Regions from separate parts of the Homo sapiens genome. Here region 2 is linked to region 1. Evidence: chromatin loops called from intact Hi-C (ENCODE). Cell type or tissue: heart left ventricle. All regions are shown on one strand. Each heading gives the region's core, and the rest is flanking DNA. Links, peaks and the distances in the headings are about the cores only. Region 1 holds the start of CYTH3 (cytohesin 3). Region 2 overlaps CYTH3 (cytohesin 3).

Region 1 (8,661 bases), core at 138-8,137:
GATGAAGAGTCAATAAATTAAGACGCAGAAAGTACACAGGACATACAGCATCAAGTAAATATTAGCTAAAATTATTGAAATGTAAATCAAATGAGATTTCCCCGTTTAAAAATCTTTCAGCGGCTTCATGTACTTAGAATAAAATCTGCATTCCTTAGCTACTGAAAGCCTGACATGGCCCCAGTCTATCTCTCCCGCTTCACTGTCTGTTCAAGCCACACAAAGCTGCTTTTAATTCTCTAGAATACTCAGCTCTTGCCAGCTCCATGCCTTCCCTTCTGTCTGGTCCACTACCCCTATAGATTGCACCTCGAAGGGCATTTCCTCAGAGGCCTTCCCTGGCCACGGGCTTTCCCTACACCTCTCCCATCCCACACTTTCTCTTCCTCAACCTCTTGTTGATTTCCTTTAACACATCTAGCATAATACATGATTATTTTATATATAGCTGTTTACCTCTTTTGTCTGTCTCTCCATCTAAACATGAGCTCCATGAACGTGGGAAATTTATCTGCCGTATTCACCACTGTTAGGCACTGATACAGTTTGGATATATGCCCCGCCCAAATCTCATGTTGAACTGTAATCCCCAATGCTGGAGGCAGGACTTGGAGGGGAGGCGACAGGATCATGGAGGCAGATCCCTCATGGCTCAGTGCTGCCCTTGCAATAGTGAGTGAGGACTCCTGAGATCTGGTCGTTTAAGGGCGTGGCATCTCTTCCCTCTTGCTCCTGCTCTAGCCATGTGATGTGCCTGATCCTGCTTCACCTTCCATTATGAGTAAAAAGCTCCCTGAGGCCTCCCCAGGAGCCGAGCAGATGCTGGCACCATGCCTGTACAGCTACAGCCTGCACAACCATGAGTCCATGAAACCTCTTTCCTTTATATATAACCCAGGCTCAGGTACTTCTTTATAGCAATGCAAAAACGGCATGACACAGGCACTAATAGCTCTTGTGCCATGCATAGAACCTGGTATTTGGTAGAGACACCATCAACATTTGAGTAAATGACTACAAAAGAATATACTCTAAGCATAATCTAAAAGCATCCACTTTTTAAACTCTCAAAAATACAGTAGTTAACTTACTACAGAATGAAAAATAGGTAACATTTTATAACCTTACATTGCATATCACATTATCTTTTTGTTGCGGTCTTCCCAGAATATTTTGTTTGTTTGTTTTGAGACCGAGTCTCACTCTGTCGCCAGGCAGTGGCGCTATCTCGGCTCATTGCAACCTCTGCCTCCAGGGTTCAAGCAATTCTCCTGCCTCAGCCTCTCGAGCAGCTGGGACTACAGGTGCGCATCACTATGCCCGGCTAATTTTTGTATTTTTAGTAGAGACGGGGTTTCACCACATTGGCCAGACTGGTCTCGAACTCCTGACCTCATGATCTACCCGCCTTGGCCTCCCAAAGTGCTGGGATTACAGGCGTGAGCCATTGCGCCCAGCTGTATTTTTTAATCTATAAAAATTCCCTCAAAAAAGGTGTAAAATGGGTATTTTCTTACCATCATACTATTTTTCTATGAAACTGCTTTCCAATTTTAGAAAAAGTGAAGACAGATTATTCAAACTTTTTTGAATTTCAAAAAATAAAAAGGCGCATAGTGAAAAGTTTCCTTCCCACCTATATTCCCCATCCACTCAGTTCCCATCATCTTCCCCAATCAGGTAACCATTGTTATTGGTTCCTCCTTTCACCTTCCAGGGAATCTGCATGCATCAGCCATTACCTCCTCTTTCAAAACACAAGAATGGGAGCACGCAATGCACACTTTCCTACACTTTGCTCTTGTAATTTTGTTTTGTTTTTTTGAGACAGGGTCTCACTCTGTTGCCCAGACTGGAATGCAGTGGCGCAATCTCACTCACCGCAACCTGCACCTCCCAGGCTCAAGCGATTCTCCTGCCTCAGCCTCCCGCGTAGCTGAGATTACAGGCACGCACCACCACTCCCGGCTAATTTTTGTATTTTTTTAGTAGAAACGGAGTTTCACCATGCTGCCCAGGCTGGTCTTGAATTCCTGACCTCAAATGATCCACCCGCCTCGGCCTCCCAAAGTGCTAGGATTATAGGTGAGAGCCGCCGCGCCCGGCCTGCTCTTGTAACTTAAGATATTTTGGAGATCTCTCCATGTCAACTAAGAAAAGAGCTTCCTCGTTCCTTTCTACAACTTTACAACCTCATTAACCATCTGGGCATGGATTTATCTGATAAGTCTCTTGCTTGCTGATGGACACTCAAGGCAATAAATAATCTTGTACCTATGTTATCTCACACGTGTACAAATATATCTGCAGGTTAAATTCCTAGAACTGGATTGCTGGGTCAAAGGATTTACACGCCTGTAATTTTTAAAGCTACTGCCTAAAGCACCTGTATCTATCAGGGTCCACCCAGAGAAACAGAGACATCCAGAGAAACCATCCCTTTAAGAATCTGATATAGAGGGAATTTAATATAAGGAATTAGTGACAGGGGTGATGGAAAAACTGAAAAGCCAAACAGGAAATGATAATACAAAGATTATCAAGAGCAAGCTGCTGTTACCACTTCTCAAATAGAGGGTAAAAGGGAGGAGGTATTTCCAAGACTCAAAGGCTAGGACCAAGGGGCAGGAGCTGGAGCCAAAAGGAGACAAGGTACCTGCCAGAGACACTCCCTGAGGCAGGCCTAAGGGAAATAACCTGTTTTTGTCCTTCTTCCTGCCATTCCTCCTGCCAGTGGCTCCCAGTGGCCAATCCCAGCCGGAAGCCAGCTGACCAAGGGCCTGGGAAATGTTGCCTGCAGGGGTGAGTCCCTGCAGGGAAAGGGCAAGAAACGGATCTGAGCCAACAGGACATGGGCTGACCCTGCCTGTGGCTACTTTACACTCTTACCCGTAAATGTTTGAAACGACCTTGCCGTTCAAATATTTCAAACTTGAAACAGACTTTGTATACTTGGGGGTTATCACCTGTCTGAAGGTGAAAGGTGGGAGCTCAATCTAGTCTTAATTTGCATGTATTTTATTATGAACAAGGCTCAGCATCTCTTCACCTGAAGCACAGACACCTACATTGATCAGGGAGTGAAGGGGTCAGAGAGAAGAATGCCAATTATAGTTAATTCACCTCATCTGCCAGGGATGGTCCATTCAGGACCATCAATCAGACAAATGCCCAAACAGGACACGAAGACAATCCCAATGAGCCAAACTAGCCAGCTACCCTCCAATTAGCTCAAGAACTGTTCTCGAAAAACTGAAAGGCAACAAAGTCCCATAGGAATTAAAAACGACTTAACTACACTCTGCACACACTGTAAGGAACAATGTGTTCTTGTAATCTTGTGCCCCCCACTCGCTCCTCTTGTAACTGCCTTCCAGCCATTCATGCCACCATCCTCTCTCTCCTTATCTTGCATTGAAAGAACAATACAGTGGACAAAAAGCTAAATTAACTTATAAAAATAGCAAGTAGGAATCAATTTTTCAAGTCTTTTAACCTGACCATTAACAAAAAAAAGACCTTTTCAATTATCTTTGGCTTCTACCATAACTACTGTTTGAATAGATTATTTACCCTATCTTTTAAACAAGCTTTAACTGACTCCCCCAGATACAGTTCAACATTATGTACTACACTCTAAAAATATACCAAAAAATGTTATGCTTTATAATCTGCTGGCAGCTGAAACGGTTTTCTTTAAAAGAGCTCAACTTTATTTTTTTAAACATGAATTTTAAAGCATTTAAAAATCTAAAAGGTATTAACTGTAAAGAGGTATGTTAACTTCAAAACTTACAACAGCCAAGAGTTAAATGTAAGCACATAAAGTTTATACAATAATTACAATATCACTCATATTTCAAAACTTTGCTTTTCACCTGTTTCAAAAATAAATATCCTAATATTGCCAAAAATATTTTTAAGTGTCTGTCACAAAGCAAGGGAGAAAGCTAGTCATAAACTAAATCAATAAAGGTTAAAAGTTATTTTCCAGCACCTAACATGCTGGCTAGCATTTTGATGGGCAATCAATAAATAAATCTTCATTGTTGAATGTTCCAGTGAGATGAATTAAATGATACACTTAAAACATTCACGTCTTTGATGGTTTTTTTCCAATCTGAAATACACACTTATTCCAGAAACCTGGAAAATATAAAAAGAAAATAAAATAATCCATAATGTCACCAATGTTTATGTTGTTTAAACCATGATGTATAAAACTGCTTATTTTAATGGTTGTAAAATACTTCAATAAACTTCCCATAATTTACCTCACCATGCCCCTGCTGTTGGCGTTGCTGTTTCCAATTTTTTGCTATTTTAAACAGCATAATACACATCTTTATACGTGAGGGGTTTATTTCAAGGTTGCTTCCCTGTGATATATTCCCAGAAGAGATACTAACAACCCAAGGACAATTTTAAGACTTTTGATACTTCATATCATCCTTTGTTATAGTACTCAAGACCTGCAAATTGCTGGAGCACATTAAAGCCTCCTCTTTTCCTCTTTATTCCTGCTTTAATCTTCAAGTCTACATTTCTTTACTCACAGAGCCCAAAGCACCTTACAAACAAAACTGCCAAGCCAGCTAGCTGCCTTGACGCTAATGTCCAACGTCTGCATATTACAGTTGTCTTTCTTTTCTAACAAGGGAAAACAGCTATGCCCAAATTGTGACAGGCAGGAAACACGACATCCACCGGGAACCCATTCCTTAGGATCTCATGGCTCCAGACAGCCTGACTGTAGGAGGGTTCGCAACTGGGCGCCTTCGTTCCACAGCGCTCCCATCAACACACCCACTCGGTGCCACAGTGCTACCCCTAGCTTCAACTATAAGAACTGAACTCGCCAAATGCCATGACGGGTGCCAACTTCCCACCATCCTGGCTGCATCGCGTCTTTCAGCAAAAAAACATCTCCCTCTGAGCAGCACTTGAATTCTGGAAGGCACCTTGATGATGAACCACTTCATCCTGAAGCATTCAATACTGCTGATTCTTACAGGCAGCTGCACCGGCAGCCTGTAATTAAGATTTCTCTAAACTGCTCCCTTATTACATGGGGTTCTGATGATTCTGATGATTTCTCTGTCAGCTCAAAGGAGATCTTCAGGAAAAAAAAAAAAAGTCTAGAGAACCTCAACTTCGGCTGTTCCTGTAAAAACACGGGCATTAACCCTTTGCTTTCCAAAGCGAACACCCACTCCATACAGAGGCACGTTCCTCTGTTTTTAAAATCTAATTCCCAGCATGACCCAGCAGTCATTTGTATTCCACTAAATAATTTCCAACAAACACGATTCCTCCAGCAAGAGGAAACCGAACGTCAGACACAGACCACCTGGGCCACGACGCGCATCGACCCGACCCACTCGGGAGCACACCTGGCTCCGGGCACACCTGGCTCTCCGGTCTTGCCTCTGTGCTGGGTGCAGCTCGTGTCTCCCACCCTCGGCTCCACGGAGTTTTTTGCTCAATCTGTCGCGTCTGCCGTTTCCTAAAACGTCTACCCTGAACTGAACTCCAGCTGGCCCCCTCCCCGTTCGAGCAAATCCAGCGACCGTTTCTGACCCAAAGCCAAGCAGACTGTCACGCTTTCCAACCGTTTCCCCTGCCCTCCCGTCCTGTACACTCGAGGAGCCTCCAGTGCAAAACTTTCCCCTCCCGGTTTCCCACCGGCTCAGCCGCTTCCGCCCACCTGAGCTGAAAGGGGGCGTCCGAAACGCCGGGCTCCGGAGGGCATGAACGCCCTTGGCGACAAGATGCGGGGAAGGTCGCCCCGCAAGGTCCCCCGCCCCAGAGGAGCGACACCCAAACCCCGGCCCGAGACTCCGGGGCGACCCCAGCCCGCGGCAGCCCCGGCCTGGTACCCAGACCCTCGCCAGCGCCGAACGGCGACCCCGGCCCGCCCCCTCCCTCGGCCCCCGGAGACCCAGCCTCGGCCCTGGCCCGGCGTGCCTCAGGCCTCCAGCGGACGCCGCTGCCGCTGCCCCCGACCCCGTCTCCTCCGGCGAACCCCGGCCCAGCGCCGCGCCCTCGACCCCCAGCCCCCGGCCCCCGACCCCAGGCCGCCGGCGAGCCCACCACACCTCCGACACTCACCGCCACCACCCTCGCCGCCGCCGTCTTCATCCATCTTGAGGCCACTCCCGCAGCCGGCGAGCCGGGGGCCGGCAGCAGAGGGGCCGCGGGCTGGGGACGCCGCCGGAGGGAGCGCGCAGGCGACCGGGCGGCTCCTCAGCGCGCGGCCCGGGTCGCGGCCGGGCCTCCTCCCGCCGGGCGGGGCCTCGCTGGTCGGCGTGCCGTCACGTGACCCATGCCCCGCCTCTGCCCGCGGTGGGCGGGGCGTGAGGCCGCGCAGCCCCGCCCTCGGGAACCGGCCGGGCCGGCGGCGTCTGCGCTGGGGAAGGCTGTAGACCTGGCCCCTGAAGTGCAGGCCGATCCGGTGTGCGTGGAGCGAAGCCTCCTCGCCCTCAGCATTCCAGTAGCCTGCGGACGGGCGTGGGGCCCCGGACACTGGAACGCCACACTCTGCAAAACCCAGTGGCCAGGGGTGCAACTTGCACGTGCACTCGGGGTAAAAGATCAAGAAACGAATGCATTCAGAAGTCAGGCCTGGCCAGGCTCGGTGGCTCACACCTGTATTCCAATACTTTGAGAGGCTGAGGTGGGAGGATCGCTGGAGAACAAAAGTTGGAGACCAGCCCCGATAACATAGCGACCCAGGCATGGTGGCATGTGCCTGTAGTTCCAGCTACTGGGGAGGCTGAGGTGGGAGGTCACGTCACTTGAGCCCAGTAGGTAGAGGCTGCAGTGAGTTATTATTGCACCACTGCACTCCAGTCTGGGTGACAGAGTGAGACCCTGTCTCAAAAAAAAAAAGAACAAGGTCAGGCCTTCTCCTTCCTAAGACATGCATGTCAGAAGAATTCCAGCCTTTCAGCTGTCTTATATTTAATGGAGCCTCTCCTCCTTCCCTCCTGGTGAGTGCATTTTTAAATTAACAAAATGCAGGGCTTGTAAATGAATGTGGTCATGAGGTTGGAACGGAATCCCGATTCAACACACCTGGGGCTCAGCTCTCAAAGGGCATTGTAGGGGTTGGCCAATCTGGCGGCTGATGCCCTTGGAGTTTAGCGCCAGTCTTCCTTGGAGAGCTGCCAGCTGTCCTGGATTTATGATGCAGGAGGAGCTCTGAATTCAGTTTCCCTTGGGCACAGCCAGGGTCCTCAGCACAGGCCTCCTGGGCAGAAGGCCTCCCCTGGCCCCTGCTCCACATCGATGGATCTCCTCTCTCACTCCCCATATCTCTCTTCCAGTAACTCCTGAAGCATTGCTTGTGGCCCCTCCCAAGCCTTTCTGTTGGAACTCAATCGCATTAAAGAAAAGCAAACATTGTAATGGAGGAGATAGCTCATCTCTAATATAATTTTCCAGCAACTGTTTTATATTTACAAGCTGTCCATTGAACCAAAGGATCCTTCCGTTGTCATCTATCAAAGTGGACAATTTCACCTTTTGGTTCAAGGTTGCGGGATGATTTCAAAGTTCAATCTTCTAATAACCTCAAGAATTGAACACCAAGCATTCTCATGCAACCAAACCCACGAGGGACACTTTTTTTTTGAGACAGGGTCTCGCTCTATTGCCCAGTCTGGCATGCAGTGTCTCGAGTGATCCTCACACTTCAGCCTCCCAAATAGCTGGGACCATAGGTACATGCCACCATGCATCGGTTAATTTTTGTATTCTTTTTTAGAGACGAGATCTTGCCATGTTTGCCCATGCTTGTCTCAAACTTCTGGACTCAAGCGATCCTCCCACCTTGACCTCCCGAAGTGCTGGGATTACAGGCATGAGCCACCACACCCAGCCAAGGGACACTGCTGCGTGCAAAGGTGTTTGACAGCTTGAGTGACAAAGAGGCACCAGAAAAGGGGTCTGGGAGTCAGGAGATGTAGGGTTCAACTCCCAACCCCCAGACTCGGCTTCCTGATCTTGTTCCCGTCAGCTTTGTCATCTTGGAGATAAGAGCATCGTTACTGAGAAAAAATGACAGCATTACTTTGAACTTGATAATGAGATATGCAGAGCTTTGAACTCAAAGATACTATCAATTATAAATGCTTTTTCATGTCAATCTTAATTCTTTAGGTGTCTTAGAATGTGATCCACAGGTGCTTTTCTCAGAGTTTTAATCTGAAAGTGGCTTCTCTGATCTCCATCTAATCTAATTTTCATCAGACTAAAGCACAGCCCAGTTATATAAGGAGGATATTACATTATCCCCATGGTTTAGCCTGGGCTTGCATTTCAACAAATTCTGCAAAAATGTTGGGGGGGATAAAGGCTTTGGGTGTCATTTCTGTGCTTTAATGGGGAAATTGGAAGACTTCAAAATCTTCACAACTCGAAGGAATTAATATCTAATGGAAAAATTACATATTTTCAAAAAGAAGTGCTTTCCAGCATCTCTCAAATCCCACCAAGATAGCAATGATCTAATCTGCTTACATACGTATTATCTCTACATATAGGAACTTTAAGTATTTTAGTTACTCACTAAGATAGGCACTCACTTTATGCATAGTTTATGAGTGGTTTGCTCAGATGTTGAAAGTTTTATAAGTGAATTTGTGAGGAAAATAATTC
Region 2 (8,661 bases), core at 211-8,210, 46 kb before region 1:
AGAAAGTCTCGAAACATCCTGTCTCAAAAAAAAAAAAAAAAAAAAACCAAAGGCTGGCAAAGATGTGGACAATCTGGATCTTTCATACATTGCTGGTGGGAACATAAAATGTTATAGCCCTCCGGAAAACAATTTGGCATTTTCTTATAAAACTAAACATACACAGCCGGGCGCGGTGGCTCACACCTGTAATCCCAGCACTTTGGGAGGCCGAGGCAGGTGGAATGCCTGAGCTCAGGAGTTCGAGACCAGCCTGGGCAACACGGTGAAACCCCATCTCTACTAAAATACAAAAAATTAGCCAGGCGTGGTGGCGGGCACCTGTAGTCCCAGCCAATTGGGAGGCAGTGGCAGGAGAATTGCTTGAACACGGGAGGCAAAGGTTGAAGTAAGTCGAGATCGCGCCACTGCACTCCAGCCTAGGCGACAGAGTGAGACCCCTTCTCCAAAAAAAAAACTAAACATACACTTACCATGTGATCCAGCAATATCACCTGAGAAATTTATTTATTCCAGAGAAATTAAAATGTATGCCCACACAAAAACCTGAACATGAATGTTCACAGCAACTTTACTCGTAATATCCTAAGACTGGAAACAACCAAAGTTCTACAATAGGTGGATGGAGAAATAAACTGTGATATATATCCATACCATGGAATATTATCTAGCAATAAAAGTGAATGAACTATTGATACACACAACAGCCTGGTTGGATTGTAAGGGCATTAAGCTGAATTTTTAAAAACCCAGAAACAACCCCAGTCTGAAAAGGTTACATATTATATAATTTGATGTATGTGACATTTCAAAATGATAACATCTCAGAGGTGGAAAATGGATTAGTCATTGTTTGGGGTTTAGGGTGGTTGAGGAGAAGACAACTGGGGTAGTAGGAGGGAGCCTGATAACTTTGTGGTGATGGAACAGTTCTGTATCTTGATTGCAGCGGTGGCTACATCAATCTACGCATGGGTGATGACACAAAACTATACAAACACCTCATACCAATGTCAGCTTCCTGATTTTGATACTGTATTGCAGTTACATAAGATGTAACCAGTGTGAGGAAATGAGTGAAGGGCAAGTGGAACCTTTATGTACTGTTATCTTTGCAACTTTCTGTGAATCTACAAATTAGTTCAAAATGAAGTTAAAAAAAAATTAGGCCAGGCATGGTGGCTCACGCCTGTAACCTCAATACTCAGGGAGAGTGAGGTGGGAGGACAGCTCTACAAAAAATAAAAAGGAAATTAGCCAGACATAGTGAGGCGTGTCTGTGGTCCCAGCTACTGGGAAGGCTGAAGTGGGAGGATCATTTGAAGCCTAGAATCCGAGGCTGCAGTGAGCTATGATGGTGCCACTGCACTCCAGCATGGGTAACAGAGCAAGACGCTGTCAAAAAAACAAAAACAAAAAAAACTAAAAAACAGTCTTTATATTGCATAAGGTAAGGAAAAACCAGATGTTTCCTATACCCTCGTGACCAGACAGAAGGACTTACACATCTGACCTCCAGTCATACAGGTCCTGGCAGCCATTCCAGGGAAAAGCAGCAGGACAGAGCAGAGTATGTGGCAAAGAGCTTTGGTCCCTCCTGCCAGGGTGCCCTTCACAGCCTCTGAGTGAGATGTGATCAAGGTGCTAATGAAAAAGCAGCCAGACTTCCAAAGGCAGAGATGTCAAGGGACATCACGGAAGGAAGATTAGGGCTTAGTCATTTTAAAATGTGATACCAAATGAGCACCTGTCGATAATGCCTAACTCTGTCTCTGTTCTCAAGGCAAGTGCCTCGTGTTCCCCCCCATATCCCTGTCACAGTGATGACACCTGCTGAAGAGAGGAGTCATTAACATTTTAACATACAGAGAAGAATCCCAGGCAAATGTTACTCTCAACTGCTGAGTCTTAAAACTGAATCAATTTTGGCTGGGTGCCTGTAATCCCAGCACTCGGGGAGGCCAAGATGGGTGGATCACAAGTTCAGGAGATGGAGACCATCCTGGTTAATACAGTGAAACCCCGTCTCTACTAAAAATATAAAAACATTAGCCGGGCGTGGTGGCGGGCACCTGTAGTCCCAGCTACTCGGGAGGCTGAGGTGGGAGAATGGCATGAACCAGGGAGGCAGAGGTTGCGGTGAGCTGAGATCGCGCCACTGCACTCCAGCCTGGGCAACAGAGTGAGACTCCGTTTCAAAAAAAAAAAAACAAAACCCAAAAAAGCAAAAAAAAAACTGAACCAATTTTATATAACCATTATACATTATTATAAAGTGTTCCACATTTTCAGGTGACGGTTAACTCTTATTTGACAAAACAGCTAATATGACAAAAGAACATTTTAAAAGGCAGTTTCAAACAACACTCCAGTTGGCCTGCTCATAATAGTCAATCAATCAATAATTAATAAATGTAAAGTGAACTAAACACTTGCTGGCAGCCTTTACTGACAGGTAATTTTTTCCTTCATTATTTGAAGCAAATAAAAATGAATAAGGATGCTTCACTTCTCCTCTTAAATGCAGATGCGGTCTGGCATGTGAGAAGCGCCTCTGCCTGGCTGCCCTTCGTCTGGGAGGCGAGGAGCGCCTCTGCCCGGCCGCCCCGTCTGGGAGGTGGGGGGCGCCTCTGCCCGGCCGCCCCATCTGGGAGGTGAGGAGCGCCTCGGCCCGGCCGCCCCATCTGGGAACTGAGGAGCGCCTGTGCCAGGCCGCCCCGTCTGGGAAGTGAGGAGCGCCTCTGCCAGGCCGCCCCGTCTGGGAAGTGTACCCAACAGCTCTGAAGAGACAGTGACCATCAAGAACGGGCCATGATGACGATGGCGGTTTTGTCGAAAAGAAAAGGGGGAAATGTGGGGAAAAGAAAGAGAGATCAGATTGTTACTGTGTCTGTGTAGAAAGAAGTTGACATAGGAGACATCATTTTGTTCTGTACTAAGAAAAATTATTCTGCCTTGGGATGCTGTTAATCTATAACCTTACCCCCAACCCCGTGCTCTCTGAAACATGTGCTGTGTCAACTCAGGGTTAAATGGATTAAGAGCAGTGCAAGATGTGCTTTGTTACACAGATGCTAGAAGGCAGCATGCTCGTTAAGAGTCATCACCACTCCCTAATCTCAAGTACCCAGGGACACAAACACTGCTGAAGGCCGAAGGGACCTCTGCCTAGGAAAACTAGAGACTTTTGTTCACGTGTTTATCTGCTGACCTTCTCTCCACTATTATCCTATGACCCTGCCACATCCCCCTCTCTGAGAAACACCCAAGAATGATCAATAAATACTAAAAAAAAAAAAAAAAAAAAAAAAAAAAAATGGAGATGCAGTATTTATGCCCAGATTAATTCTCCAGAATTGCAAGACAGATCATGTACACAACTACAGCAGTCAAATCATACAACCCTATGAATGATGCTAATACTGTCTTTTCTGCTTCCACATATATAATCCTTACTGATTCACAACTGTTATCCTATTCACATATTTTTCCATTGCACAAAAAGCAAAAACACGTCTTCACACAGAAAAAAAGCAAATGAGAAGGTGGACTCAAACTCTTGGACTCAAGCGATCCCCCTGCCTCAGCCTCCTGAGTAGCTGGGACTACAGGTATCCACCACCATGCCTGGTTAATTCTGCTTCTTAAACAAAGACAAAGATGACCTGAATGCTATTAAGAGCCTTGAGTCAGTAGGTATACATGGAATATGTACACAGTCCCTGAAGCGCTATTAACAAAGTGTGACACTGCTGCAAAAATAGGTAAAAAAAAAAAAAAAAAAAGATTGATGGAACCGACTATAGAGCCTAAAAACAAAACCATATATTATTAAAAGTATTTAAAACAAGTCTCTTCAACAAATGGTGCTGGGACAACTGGACATCCGCATGCAAAAGAATGAGGGTCTAGACCCCTACCTTATGCCATATACAAAAATTAACTCAAAATGAGTGAATGACCTAGCATAAGAGCTAAAACTAGGATGGCTATACTTTAAAAAACATACTAACAAGTGTTGGCAAGGATGTAAGGAAATTTAACCATCATACATTGCTGGCGTGAATGGAAAATGGTTCCATTTTTGTCGCTGTGGAATACAATTTAGTGGCTCCCCAGAAAATTAAACATAGAACCACTAGTAATTCTACTTCTACGTATATACCCAAAGAGCTGAAAACAGGTATCCAAACAAGTATGTGTACACGAATGTTCATAGCAGCATGATTTACAATAGCCAGAAGGTGGAAACAAACCAAATGTCCATCAATGGATGAATGGATAACACTTGTAGTATTTCCTGACACTGGGATATTCAGATAAGAATAAACTATGGATATGTTATAACATACATGAAACCTGAAAACGTTATGTGAAGTAAAGGAAGTCAGATGCAAAAGACCACATACTGCTTGATTCTATTTATGTTAAATATCAGAAAGGGCAAATCTATAGAGACAGAAACCACATTAGCCAGTGGCTGGCGCTGGGGTAAGGACTGACTGCAAACAGGAGTGAGGGATCTGTTAGGGGTGAAGAAATGTTCTAAAATTAGATCAGGTGATGGCTGTAATTCCAAAACAAATTATAAACAAATTATTAATCTATCATTATTGAATGTCTATTATTAATAAAGCCTGAAATTAAGACAGTACAATATTATATATATCATATTGTCCAAAGACATGTAAATATTTACTATCACATATCCAATGAATTGTGCATAGAAATTGTTCTGGATACAAAGGTCAAGGTATGGGATAAACTGTTAAGATAGAGCCTACATTAAGATGAAGGAAAAAAAATTTTTTTTTTTTTTTTGAGACAGAGTTTCACTCTTGTTGCCCAGGCTGGAGTGCAATGGCACGATCTCGGCTCACCACAACCTCTACCTCCCGGGTTCAAGCGATTCACCTGCCTCAGCCTCCCAAGTAGTTGGGATTACAGGCATGAACCACCATGCTAGGCTAATTTTTTGTGTTTTTTAGTAGAGTCAGGGTTTCTCCATGTTGGTCAGGCTGGTCTCGAACACCCGACCTCAGGTGATCCACCCACCTTGGCCTCTCAAAGTGCTGGGATTACAGGTATGAGCCACCGAGCATGGCCTGAAAATATATATTTTTTTGAAGAATTTTTTTTTTTTTTTGGAAATGGAGTTCCACTCTTGTCGCCCAGGCTGCAGTGCAAAGGTGCAATCTCAGCTCACTGCAACCTCCGCCTCCTGGGTTCAAGCGGTTCTCCTGCCTCAGGCTCCTGAGTAGCTGAGATTACAGGCGTGTGTCACCACACCCAGCTAATTTTTGTATTTTTAGTAGAGAAGGGGTTTCACCATGTTGGCCAGACTGGTCTTGAACTCCTGACCTTGGGAGCTCAAGACCACAACGCCTCAGCCTTCCAAAGTGCTGGGATTACAGGTGTGAGCCACCACACACAGCCTGAAATTTTTTTAAAAACAAACAAAAAAATTTTTGTCTTTAAACAAAGAGAACCCAATGTGAAACATTCATCCCTAGGTGGCCGAGAACATAAACCCATGTCCCTAGCTTAGCAAACCCTACATCAAGGAATGTGTTTTTTAAAAAAATTAAAAATAAAAAGCAATGCATCTGTGATTGGCTTCCTTTTAAAACTGAAGGGCTCTGAGAGGTCTCCCTAAAGATCCAGACGTCCTCCTGTACACACACATCCACACCCACAAACAATATTCCCTGCAATGCTTTGATTAGAAAGCACTGGAGATACTTCCTCATTCCTTGCTGGGAAGCCTGAACCACATCTCTGTCTTCTGCAGATTGGATACAGCTGTAGAACATCTGGCATTCCATTTCCCATTCACAAACATCTAAAAGGTGGAACACTTGAGGAATTTAATGTTTAGATGAGGGTGGGGAGGTGGGAGAGTGCTATTTTAGGGCGAGGCAGGCAAGCTGGAGTAGAATCCATCTGCTTTTTATCTCACAGTCCAGGAAAGAAGGTGAAGCTGGCAGTCTTGGCTGAAGCCCCAGTGAGGATTCTTCCAGCCACTCCATGGCTAATGCCCTGATTAACTTTTTAGTTAAGTTACTTCCCAACATTTCAACCCGTGTTGTGAGTATTTGTATTCCCAACTCTGACTCTCAGTCAGCATCTCAAAGTAAAGCAACACAACATCTCAAAGGCTGTAAGAACTTGAAGGTTCCTATGCAGCAGAACCTGAGCAAGGAAGGATGGCATTTTTAAAGTCCTAGAGACTGGTTTAAGAGGAAAGGGGGCCGGGCGCGGTGGCTCATGCCTGTAATCCTAGCACTTTGGGAGGCCAAGGTGGGCGGATCACGAGGTCAGGAGATCGAGACCATCCTGGCTAACACGGTGAAACCCCGTCTCTACTAAAAATACAAAAAATTAGCCAGGCGTGGTGGCGGGCACCTGTAGTCCCAGCTACTCAGGAGGCTGAGGCAGAAGAACGGTGTGAACCCGGGAGGCGGAGCTTGCAGTGAGCTGAGATCGCGCCACTGCACTCCAGCCTGGGCAACAGAGCAAGACTCTGTCTAAAAAAAAAAAAAAAAAAGTGGAAAGGGCTGGCACATGGTGTGCCCGCTCTCTTGACAAACCCATGAAATGATAGAAGAGGCTTTTTAAAGAATAAAAAATCACCAACAGCCCAGAGATGCTGAAATCACTACAAAAAAAGAAAGCAGATAGGAACAGATTGATGGAAAAATTATATTCAAAGAAAAACACATGCAGAAGATGGTTGTAAAGTTAGCATTTTGAAGGAATTTTAAGCCTCAAGTCAGTGGATATAATAAGTGCAAATGGTTTAAAAAAAAAAGTCAAATAGTACTGAAAGGCTCATAATGAAAAACATATGTTCATCTCAATAGATGGAAAAATAGCATTTGATAAAATTCAACAGCCCTTCCTGATTTAAAAAAAATCATTAAACTAAGAATAGAAGATGTCTTAACCTAAGTGAAGGACCTCTGGCAGAAACCTACAACAAGCATCAGACTTGGAAGCGTTCCCACTACAGACAGAATCAAAACGAGGATGCCACTATCAGGGCCCTTACTCTACACAAAAGGCTTTAGGCAGCTTTGCCAAGGCTGGAAAACCTCTGGTTGGGGCCCAAGTAAGCAAACCAAAGGGAAGCATTTACAACAACTATGTTTTCAATAATTACGAAGTTTGTATTCCTCCACCCAAACGGGTTGTCAAATTCTCTGTGCATGTTCCAGGCCAATACGATATCTCATAAACTTTATTGAGAATGTTCCTGAACATGATGGTTTCCCAAGCAGAGAATTCCACAGTGAATGTGAACAAGTAACCTTACTGGACCTCGGCTGAACCAGGGTATACAAGTGCTCACTTTCTGGAGAATGAGAACCTGATGTTTGCCTCAGGCCTGTGTTTAATTATGAAAATGTGGTAGGTGGGCTAGATTTCAACAACAACGAGATAATTGCTAGGGTTCACTCTGACTCATTCTCCTATTTAAAAAGTATTTAATAATGAATGTGGAAATGTGAAGCTTTCCCTTATTTTATGTTCTTATTTAAGTATTTAACTCTGCTAACCCAAGGCTCACAAAAGAATGGTCAAAGAAATTATTTCCTTGATTCTCTATTCCCTTTCATTACCTCCAGCCATTTCTGCTCACCTTTTTTCCAGTTTCAAAGAGGCAAGTTAAAGAGAATGATCATATAAGTACAGCACATTCATAACAGAAAATCATGTGTCCCTGGCTTAGAGGGACCTTTTCCATTTTTTATATACATTTGCTTTAAAGCTTATGCTTTTCCATGTACATGGGACAGAACAACATATGTAACATGCCCTCTGGCCAGGGCCCTGTTCAAAATACTCAGCTCCAAATATGGAGTCTTCTAGGGGGAGGGGAGGGGTTGGAAAGAAGTCTTTGTGAGAAAAGAATCAAGTTCTCAAGTTGTGTGGGAGGGTAGGATTCAGGGGTCAGGCCACACTGAGAGATCCAGGCTGGAAGCAAAGAAACTCCCCCCAGATGACCTTAAAAATAAAAAATGAACAGTTTTAACACAAGTAGAGGAAGCAAAAGAACTTCTTATCTGCATCCAAACCATGCTCAACTTTAACATTTCGCTTCTGGAAATCCGGGCTGCCTCCCGCTCTGAGCAGGGTCCTCCCACACTTTCTATCAACCCCTCCCACAGACCAGATCCACAAAAGGATTCCCTCACACTCAAGAACACGGCTGTGTTTTTAAGAATGTAAAAATCCGCCCCTTTTTAAATAGATTTCTTCCTTCCACTTAATCTTATCTTCTTTTCCTTTATTCCTCTGGTGGGAAAAATATCTAATTTTGTTAGACATTTTTATTGGTAATTAGTGAGTTATTGAGGATGCAGTGACAAGGAAAACATAAGACACTGTGCAATCGCTGTCCGAGCCCCTTTATTCTGAAGGCTCCTAGGGCACATACGAACAGGATACAGAAAGCCACTGTGTAGACATATGAAGATAACCACACCCCCTCTGAGCAGAGGGAACAGATGTTTAACAGCTGTCTAGCAACAGAATAAAACAGTGGAACAGAAGTAAAACCTGAATTAGCCAAATAAAGTGTAGAGGACCTAAAGAGGAACTATGTCGTTATCAAAGTTGGCCAGAATGCCAGCCTCTCCTTACTTGCTTCTCTTCATC

Evidence for each region. A loop is a pair of places that touch in the nucleus more often than their neighbours do. Peaks named below come from ENCODE experiments on the same cell type or tissue, not always from the same donor. Only the 100,000 strongest peaks of a DNase experiment are listed, where the experiment ranks them.
Region 2: a loop joins it to region 1, with 1.9 times the contacts of the local background. A loop is called at or near these places in 28 of 110 quality-filtered maps.

The regions. Positions count from the first base shown.
Region 1 is chr7:6,266,363-6,275,023 of GRCh38, forward strand. CYTH3 (cytohesin 3) reads right to left here and starts at 6,262. Exons shown (of 13, transcript NM_004227.4): 1 at 6,112-6,262. The coding sequence starts at 6,145. RefSeq lists enhancers at 4,877-5,599, 5,600-6,321 and silencers at 5,640-5,809, 6,130-6,489. In heart left ventricle, for the core only: a CTCF peak has its summit at 4,829; DNase peaks (open chromatin) are centred at 4,799 and 6,339; H3K4me3 peaks cover 3,119 bases; H3K27ac peaks cover 3,021 bases.
Region 2 is chr7:6,220,550-6,229,210 of GRCh38, forward strand. The region is part of intron 1 of CYTH3 (cytohesin 3); the gene reads right to left. Among named protein-coding and RNA genes, the nearest start is that of CYTH3, 48 kb to the right of the region's middle. RefSeq lists an enhancer at 2,725-3,345 and a silencer at 7,749-8,043. In heart left ventricle, for the core only: no CTCF peak of the experiment used is centred there; no DNase peak of the experiment used is centred there; H3K4me3 peaks cover 402 bases; H3K27ac peaks cover 3,457 bases.